Regions from separate parts of the Homo sapiens genome. Here region 1 is linked to region 2. Evidence: read pairs that join two places in POLR2A ChIA-PET (ENCODE). Cell type or tissue: K562. All regions are shown on one strand.

What was found. ChIA-PET counts read pairs that join two places held together with the same protein. Peaks named below come from ENCODE experiments on the same cell type or tissue, not always from the same donor. Only the 100,000 strongest peaks of a DNase experiment are listed, where the experiment ranks them.
Region 1: POLR2A ChIA-PET joins it to region 2 with 5 read pairs; 2 of 35 experiments call an interaction of 5 or more read pairs at or near these places.

Annotation. Positions count from the first base shown.
Region 1 is chr1:116,788,007-116,793,006 of GRCh38, reverse strand. No RefSeq gene overlaps it. Among named protein-coding and RNA genes, the nearest start is that of CD2, 36 kb to the right of the region's middle. In K562, no CTCF peak of the experiment used is centred here; no DNase peak of the experiment used is centred here.
Region 2 is chr1:116,659,041-116,664,040 of GRCh38, reverse strand. All of the region lies in intron 2 of IGSF3 (immunoglobulin superfamily member 3), which reads left to right. Among named protein-coding and RNA genes, the nearest start is that of IGSF3, 6.2 kb to the left of the region's middle. In K562, no CTCF peak of the experiment used is centred here; a DNase peak (open chromatin) is centred at 2,200.

The sequences.
Region 1 (5,000 bases), 130 kb before region 2:
TGAACTCCTGGACTCAAGTGATCTGCCCTCCTCAGTCTCCCAAAGTGCTGGGATTACAGGCATGAGCCACGGCATCCAACGCAACATGAAGCTTTAATAGTGGCATTTCGGCTGGGCGCGGTGGCTCACGCCTCAGCACTTTGGGAGGCCGAGGCAGGCGGATCATGAGGTCAGGATATCGAGACCATCCTTGCTAACACGGTGAAACCCCATCTCTACTAAAAATACAAAAAAAAAAAAAAAAATTAGCCTGGTGTTGTGGCGGGCACCTGTAGTCCCAGCTACTCGGGAGGCTGAGGCAGGAGAATGGCGTGAACCTGGGAAGCGGAGCTTGCAGTGAGTCAAGATCGCGCCACTGCACTCCAGCCTGGGTGACAGAGCAAGACTCTGTCTCAAAAAAAAAAAAAAAATAGTGGAATTTCAGGCCAGGCACAGTAGCTCATGCCTGTAATCCCAGCACTTTGGGAGGCTGAGGTGGGCAGTTCAGGAGGTCACGAGATCGAGACCTTCCTGGCTAACACGGTGAAACCCCATCTCTACTAAAAATACAAAAATTAGCCAGATGTGGTGGTGTGCGCCTATAATGCCAGCTACTCAGGAGGCTGAGGCAGGAAAATCACTTGAACCCAGGAGGCAGAGGTTACAGTGAGCCGAGATCGCGCCACTGCACTCCAGACTGGGTGGCAGAGCGAGACTCCATCTAAAAATAATAATAATAATAATAAATAAATAAATAGTGGAATTTCAGTTATCAGCCAGTGGTATGGAGCCACTTAGGGGGCAGCAGGATTTACTAATCTCTCAGAAATCACACCAGTGGGCTCTCCTTGGACCTGGTCCTGAGACACAGATCTTTGTGAAGCATAGATGGAGATTTTCTTCCACATCCCTAACTAAAGCTTCTAAGAAAATCCTGCCCCTGAGAGGTAAGTGATATGACACACTGCTGACAAGTGCACTAGTCCCTAAGTAGCAGGAATTTCTGTTCTTTTGCTCCTCCTTGCTTTCTTAGAGAAATGTGTTTTTATGGTGTAACCAACAGTCACAGCTGAATCCCTTTATCAGCTCTGCAAGGGCAGGTGATGACACAGTGACCAATCTAGGTCACAGGCACCTTGTCTCTTCCTGTCCAGGTTTGCCTCTCCTAATGGACTTATTGGTGTGGGGTTCATTTATTCATTGGAACACTCACTGGGTCTGTAACAGTCTTACCTCAGGTAACTCTGGTGGCACTGGGCTATTGCTGATGTTAGTACTCTGTTTTATTTTTTTGTTGTTGTTGTTGTTTATTTATTTTGTTTTTGTATTTGTTTTTGTTTTTTTAGACAGTCTTGCTCTGTCATCCAGGCTGAAGTACAGTAGTATGATCTTGGCTCACTACAGCCTCAACCTCCCAGGCTCAAGTAGTCTTACCACCTCAGTCTCTCAAGTAGCTGGGACTAAAGGCATGGATGCACCACCATGCCCAGCTTATTTATTTATTTGTTTATTTTTTGTAGACACCAGGTCTCACTATGTTGCCTAGGCTGGTCTTGAACTCCTGGGCTCAAGTCATCCTCCTAGCCTGGCTTCCCAAAGTGTTGGGATTATAGGCATAAGCTACCACACCAATCTTAATGTTAGTACTATTTTTTTTTTAATTTCAGTTTATTTTGTTTATTTATTTATTTCTATAGGTTTTTGGGAAACAGGCAATATTTGGTTACATAAATAAATTCTTTAGTGGTGATTTCTGAGAATTTGGTGCACATATCACCCAAGCAGTGTACACCGCACCCAATGTGTAGTCTTTTATCCCTCACCCACCTCCCACGCTTTCCCCTGAGTCCCCAAAGTCCATTGTATTTTTCCTGTGCCTTTGTGTCCTCACAGCTCAGCTCCCACATATGAGCGAGAACATACAATGTTTGGTTTTCCATTCCTGAGTTATTTTACTTAGAATAATGGTCTCCAATTCCATCCAGGTTGCTACAAATGCCATTATTTCATTCCTTTTCATGGCTGAGCAGTATTCCATGGCATACATATATCTACTCGCTGATTGATGGGCATTTGGGCTGGTTCCATATTTTTGCAATTGCAAATTATGCTGCTATAAACATGTGTGTGCAAGTATCTTTTTTGTATAATGACTTATTTTCCTCTCAGCAGATACTCAGGAGTGGGACTGCTGAATCAAATGGTAGCTCTACCTTTAGTTCTTTAAGGAATCTCCACACTGTTCTCAATAGTGGTTGTACTAGTTTATACTCCCACCAACATTGTAAAAATGTCCCCTTTTCACTACATCTATGCCAACATCTATTACTTTTGGATTTTTTTATTATGGCCATTCTTGCAGGAGTGAGATGGTATCGCATTGTGGTTTTGATTTGCATGTCCCTGATAATTAGTGATATTGAGTACTTTTTCTTGTATTTGTTGGCCATTTGTATATCTTCTTTTGAGCATTGTCTATTCATGTCCTTAGCCCACTTTTTGATGGGATTGTTTTTTTCTTGCTGATTTGTTTAAGTTCCTTGTAGATTCTGGATATTAGTCCTTTGTTGGATATATAGATTGCAAAGATTTTCTCCTACTCTGTGGATTGTCTTTTTACTCTGCTGATTATTTCTGTTGCTGTGCAGAAGCTTTTTAGTTTAGTTAAGTCTCATCTGTTTATCTTTGTTTTTGTTGTGTTTGCTTTTGGGTTCTTGGTCATGAAGTCATTGCCTAAGCCAATATCTAGAAGAGTTTTTCCAACGTTACATTTTAGAACTTTTATGGTTTCAGGTCTTAGATTTAAGTCGTTGGTCCATCTTGAGTTGATTTTTGTATAAGATGAAAGATGAGGATCCAGTTTCATTCTTCTACATGTGGCTAGCCAATTATCACAGCATCATTTGTTGAATAGGGTGTCTTTTTCTCACTTTATGTTTTTGTTTCCTTTGTTGAAGATCAGTTGACTGTAAGTATTTGGCTTTATTTCTGAGTTCTCTATTCTGTTCCATTGGTCTATATGTCTGTTTTTATACCAGTGCCATGCTGTTTTGGTGACTATGGTCTCATAGTATAGTTTGAAGTCGGGTAATGTAATGCCTCCAGATTTGTTCTTTTTGCTTAGTCTTGCTTTGGCTATGAGTCTTTTTTGGGTCATGAATTTTAGGATTTTTTTTTCTAGTTCTGCAAAGAATGATGGTGGTATCTTGATGGGAATTGCATTGAATTTGTAGATTGCTTTTGGCAGTATGGCCATTTTCTTTTTTTCTTTCTTTTTCTTTTTTTTTTTTTTTTTTTTTGAGACAGAGTCTCGCTCTGTCACCCAGGCTGGAGTGCAGTGGCGTGATCTCGGCTCACTGCAAGCTCCGCCTCCCGGGTTCATGCCATTCTCCTGCCTCAGCCTCTGGAGTAGCTGGGACTACAGGCGCCCACCACCACGCCCGGCTAATTTTTTGTATTTTTAGCAGAAACAGGGTTTCACCATGTTAGCCAGGAGGGTCTCGATCTCCTGACCTCGTGATCTGCCCGCCTCGGCCTCCCAAAGTGCTGGGATTACAGGTGTGAGCCACCACGCCCAGCCCATGAGCCACCAAGCCCGGCTGGGTCTATGATTTCTTTAAGCATTGTTTTGTAGTTTTCCTTGTAGAGGTATTTTACCTCCTTGGTTAAGTATATTCCTAAGTATTTTTTTTTTCTTCAGTTATTGTAAAAGAGATTAAGTACTTGATTTGACTTTCAGCTTGGTCGCTGTTGGTGTATAACAGGGCTACTGAGTTGTGTACATTAATTTTGTATCCAGAAACTTTACTGAATTCATTCACCAGTTCTAGAAGCTTTTTGGATGAGTCTTTAGAATTTTCTAGGTATACGATCATGTCACAATCAAACAGTAACAGTTTGACTTCCTCTTTAACAATTTGAATGCCCTTTATTTCTTTCTCTGGTCTGATTGCTCTGGCTAGGACTTCCAGTACTATGTTGAATAGAAGTGGTAAATGTGGGCATCCTTGTCTTGTTCCAGTTCCCAGGGGAAATGCTTTCAACTTTTCTCCATTCAGTATAATGTTGGCTGTGGGTCTGTCATAGATGGTTTTTATTACCTTAAGGTGTATCCCTTCTATGCTGATTTTGCTGAGGGTTTTAATCATAAAGTGATGCTGGATTTTGTCAAATGCTTTTTCTGCATCTATTGAGATTATTGTGTGAATTTTGGTTTTAATTCTGTTTATATGGTATATTACATTTATTGACTTGTGGATGTTAAATCATCCCTGTGTCCCTGTATGAAACCCACTTGATCATGGTGGATCATCTTTTTGATAGGCTGTTGGATTAGGTTAGCTAGTATTTAGTTGAGAATTTTTGCATCTATGTTCATCAGGGATATTGGTCTGTAGTTTTCTTTTTTTGTTATATCCTTTCCTGGTTTTGATATTAGGGTGATAGTGGCTTCATAGGATGATTCAGAGAGGACTCCCTCTTTCTCCATCTTTTGGAGTAGTGTCAGTAGGCTTGGTAGCAATTCTTTGAAAGTCTGATATAATTCAGCCATGAACCGGTCTGGTCCTGGACTTTTTTTTGTTGGTAACTTTTTAATTACCATTTCAATCTCACTGCTTGTGTCTGTTCAGAGTTTCTATTTCTTCCTGATTTAATCTAGGAGGATTGTATATTTCCAGGAATTTATCCATCTCCTCTAGGTTTTCTAGTTTATGCATGTAAAAGTGTTCATAGTAGCCTTGAATAATCTTGTATTTCTGTGGTATCAGTCGTAATATCTCCTGTTTTGTTTCTAATTGAGCTTATTTGGATCTTCTCTCTTCTTTTCTTGGTTAATCTCACTAACGGCCTATCAATTCTATTTATCATTTCAAAGAACCAGATTTTGTTCTATTGATCTTTTGTATTATTTCTTGTTTCAATTTCATTTAGTTCTGCTCTGATCTAGATTATTACTTTTCCTCTACTGGGTTTGGATTTGTTTTGTTCTTGTTTCTCTAGCTCCTTGAGGTGTGACCTTA
Region 2 (5,000 bases):
GGGAGGGAGCAAAACCCATGTTGGGGTCTTATTTCCTGCTTGTCTTCTGATGTGGTCTGGTTCATGTGTCAGCATTCTTGCTGCATAATGTGAATTAATGTGTAGTATGAATTTAAAACAGCGAAGAATCCCAAGGTTTTAAGCCCATATAGGTCACATGCCTGGAATAAAATTTTGTTTAAAAAAGTTGGATAAGGCTAAGTGCTCTGAAAGTGAGACCGATGCAGGTACCAGCCTCTAGAAATGGCAATTTTAGTTAGAAAACCCTGGACAGTATGTGAGGGGTATACAGGGTAAATCTCGGAGACGCTTTCATCTCCCTCAACATGACAGACCTGTGCTTTTCTGCACCTGTCCTTTGCCAGTGTCTGGGATTGGAATCAGATTCCTCTTTTCTGTCTGTTGGGATACTGATTCCTGCTTATGTCTTTGTCCTACCCTTTGTCTTTGTACCTACCCCCTTGACCTCTGTGTGTTGTTTCCTTCTGTCCTAACCCTAGGTGCCTCACCCAATAAGGGTTGTGGTGGCAGTGCATGGCTCTGCCACCACAACCCTTGGTTCCAATTACAAAGCCATTTAAGCCTGGCTCTGGTTGAACCATGAGGGTAGTAAAGTCTCTATTTGAGGATAGATGTGGCCAGAGGGGCAGAAGATTAGAGAGAGAATAGAGGCTGGTACAGTGGTAGGAAGGGAAGGGTGACTGGAAAAGTGCCTCTGTCTGGGAGCAGCCTGCATGAGTGACAGTGACATGGGAAGATGACAGCAATGTGGGAAAGAGAGCATAGGATTTGTGTCTGTAAGAACAGGAAGGAAATTCTCAGGAAAGATGAATATAAGCTTTAGACACATACAGCACATTTTGATTTTGTGTAGCCAGGAAGAGTTATATACCTCCCAGACCAGTGCTGATGTTGCAAACAAGATTAAATAGCTTTAAAAGTGTTAGCAATGAAAAATGTAGGAGATTGGGACATCTGAGAACCTGTAGATGGCAAATGATCATTTGTGTTCTGCTCCAGAGGGAGAGAAGTTCATTTGTAGAGTTTGGGAAGTCTCTTCTTTGAATACGGTAAGGCTGAGGAAGCCATCTCTTACTTCCCAGTTAGTTAGAAAAGGCTTCTGAAAGGGATTGAAAGAAACTTTGAAGTACTATGGGTGTGACCTCAGAGGCAGGGCTGGAGTGATCAAAGGCAGAGGAGAAAGAGGAGGCAGAGAAAAGTGAGATGGTTTGGAGCAATCAGGAGAAGGGTTCTGAAAGAAGGGGATGAGGATTGTGATTTATGGATGAACAAACACCACTGTCCTAATAGTTGTCCCAGAGGTAGTGCACTTCCCTTTCCTGGGGACCATTTGACAAGGGTGCAGGAGAAGGAAATTCTTGTCAGGAGGACTTGGCCTACTAGGATGCCTTTCAGCTGTGAGAATCATTGAGCTACCTCCAGGTACCCAGGGCTGTGTTAAGATGTTGCCATCTTCTACGGTTTTCATGGCAGCAAGACTGCTGGTACTTCCATAATGGCAGTAATACCAGCTCTCCTAACTCTAGCCCTTACTGTGACCCAACTATATCAATCAGTCTTCAAAACAACCCTGTAAGATAGATACCTTGCATTATCACATTTTTATAGATGGGGAGATTGAAGCTTAGGGAGGTTAAGTAACTTGCCTAAGCTGGGCATGGTGGCTCATGCTTGTAACCGCAGCACTTTGGGAGGCTGAGGCGGGTGGATCACTTGAGGTCAGGAGTTTGAGACCAGCCTGGCCAACATGGTGAAACACCGTCTGTACTAAAAATACAAAAATTAGCCGAGCATGGTGGCACATTCCTGTAATCCCAGCTACTCGGGAGGCTGAGGCAGGAGAATCGCTTGAACCCAGGAGGCAGAGGTTGCAGTGAGCCGAGATCGCGCCGTTGCACTCCAGCCTGGGCAATGAGCAAAACTCTGTCTCAAAAAAAAAAAAAGAGTCACTTGCCTAAGATAGATTGCTGACAGTGTTAGGGCTCCAAGCTCCTGCTGTCTTGCTCCATGTGCATGCTCTCTATTCCCAAGATGACTTCATGGTCCAAGATGACTCTTCTAGCCGCAGCCATCAGGAAGGAAGAAAAGGCTAGTGAAGGGTAGGACCTCTTAATGTAAGGATACTTCCTGGAAGTTATATACATCACTTCCACTAACATTCTCATTGGCTAGAACCTAGTCATGTGACCATATTTAGCTGCAAAGAAGGCTGGAAAATATGCTTATCCTGAGGGTCCATGTGTCCTGAGAAAAACTTGGGATTCTATGACTGTAGGGAAAGGAGAGAACAGATTTTGGGGGACAGCTGCCCATCTCTGCCATAGTCACAAAGCTAAAAAGTGGCAGAGTAGGGTTTTGAAGCCAGGACCATTTGGTTCCAAATCCTGTGTTCTTACATCTAATAAGCTATTCCGTTTGACTCTGAAGCCGAGCCTCTGGCTTCTAAGAAGGCTTGTTAGGAAGGCATGAGTTAGATGAACCAACGTTTGTTTCATAGGAAGCAACCTAAATCAGCATATAATTAAACACTACATTTTGTGGTTTTATCAGTGAGTATTAAAGTGTTTATAGAGTGCTTATGTGCCAGTCACTGTGCTAAACACTTTACATAGCATGACCTTCTGTATAAAATTCTTGAAGACCATCTGTCATGTTCATTACTGTAGTCCCAGAACTCAGCCTTGTGCCATGCAAAGTAAGCAGGTGTTCAGTTATTTTATTTTTTTTGAGATGGAGTCTCACACTGTTGCTCAGGCTGGAGTGCAGTGGCACGATCTTGGCTCACCGTAACCTCCGCCTGCTGGGTTCACGCGATTCTCCTGCCTCAGCCTCCCGAGTAGCTGGGATTACAGGCACACACCACCACACCCGGCTAATTTTTTTGTATTTTTAGTAGAGATGGGCCTTCACTATGTTGGCCACACTGGTCTCAAACTCCTGACCTCGTGATCCGCCTGCCTTGGCCTCCCAAAATGCTGAAATTACAGGCGTGAGCTACCACACCTGGCCCAGTTAATTTTTTGATGAGTGAATGGTTTCACAAGGTAGGTGTTGTTTCTGTGTTGGCTTCCTTGATCAAGATAAGGAAATTCATGACACTTTTCCCTTGAAAACAATTATGTTCAAAGGAAAAGAGCTGGAATTTGGCAGAATCTGAATTTGAATTCACATTTGTCTGATTATAGAGCTTCTTAACCTTTTTTGTGTTATGGATCCTTTTGGCAGTCTGGTGAAGCCTATAGACCCCATCTGAGCATAACATTTTAAAATGCATACGTGGCCGGGTATGGTGGCTTACGCCTGTAATCCCAGCACTTTGGGAGGCCAAGGTGGGTGGATCACCTGAGGTCAGGAGTTTGAGACCAGCCTGGCCAATTAGCTGGGCGTGATGGTGTGTGCCTGTAATCCCAGCACCTCGGAAGGCTGAGGCAGGAAAATCCCTTGAACCTGGAGGTTGCCATGAGCTGAGATTGCGCCACTGCACTGCAGACTGGGCCACAGAGCAAGACTCTGTCTCAAAAAAAAAAAAAAAAAAAAAAAGAAAAGCATACATAGGCCAGGTGTGGTGGCTCACTGCTGTAATCCTAGCACTTTGGGAGGCAGAAGCAGGGAGATCACTTGAGCTCAGCAGTTCAAGACCAGCTAGGCAACATAGTGAGACCGCATCTCTATCTACAGTTTCCTGCAGAGATCGAAGTAAAGTTCAGTGTAGGTGGTTGTTGCTGGGGAAGACACTCAGGAAGAGGACATGGGCTGAGTGTTCAGAAATGGTCAGGATTTGATGGGGAGGGCATTCTACTCCCAATTAAGTCCTGATAATGCAAAGGCCTCAGCAGGCCTTTTACAGATTGGAGAAATGACTGTCAGTGGTTTTAAGGACCAGTTCAGGTGGGATGATGCTGGACACAGAAAATTGGTTTGAATTATAATGAGTTTGGGATTTAGGCTTAAAGTAAGTCCCCAGAGCCCAGGCCACTGCTGCTGAGCCCCAGCCTGGGAACTGGAGGAAGCAGTCCCAGTTGCTGACCTCTCGTGGTCCCTGGCTTTGGGTGTGCAGTGCATCCTTAGTTATGACTCCTTGATTAATATTTTTAGCTTCTGGCCGGGCATGGTGGCTCATGCCGATAATCCTAGCACTTTGGGAGGCTGAGGCAGGAGGATCACTTGAGCTCAGGAGTTTGAGACCAACCAGCCTGGGCAATATAACAAGACCTCATCTTACTAAAAATCAAAAACATTAGCTGGGCATGGTGGTACACACCTGTAGTCTCAGCTGCTTCAGAAGTTGAGGTGGGAAGAATTGGTTGAGCCCAGAAGGTTGAGGCTACAGTGAGCTGTAATTGCACTACTGCACTCTAGCCTGGGTGGCCCCCATCTCACACACACACAAAAAGAGCGAGACCCCGTCTCAAAAAAAAAAAGGGAGTTCCTCATTTGCCATGAGTGGACACCTGCTTCTTTACTGCTTCAAAGTGAACACAGCTATTCCTTGTAAAGGGTTGGTTTTTACTTTAAGGAAATCTAGAACACCTGTGTGTGAATGCCCCCTGATTTTCAAAGAAATGAGTGGTTGCATCAAAATCAAGCTTATATTTGTGGAAAATCACATGTTGCCAAATTCTCTCATCAAGAACCCTTTATTAACTGACTAATTGTGGGCCATGGTGGCAGGCACTTAACAAAGACCATGGCAGCAGACCTCCCTCAACTGGAACCCTCAGTTAAGTGGGATTTTGTTTTTATTTTTGAACTCCACCTTCAGAAGGGCAAAAATCACAAGATGTGGTAGCAAGGGTTTATTCTAGAAATTAGCTTCCAAGCAGTCGTCAGCCCAGTCTGTATGTCTTCCGCATCTATAATTATAGTAGCAGAAGAGAATGGTGAGCCTGGGGCACTGCAAGATCCTAAATCAAAGATTAAGGCATATTAACTCTACCCTGCCTGGAAAGTGGTCAGTTGTATTTTAAAAAGCTTTACAA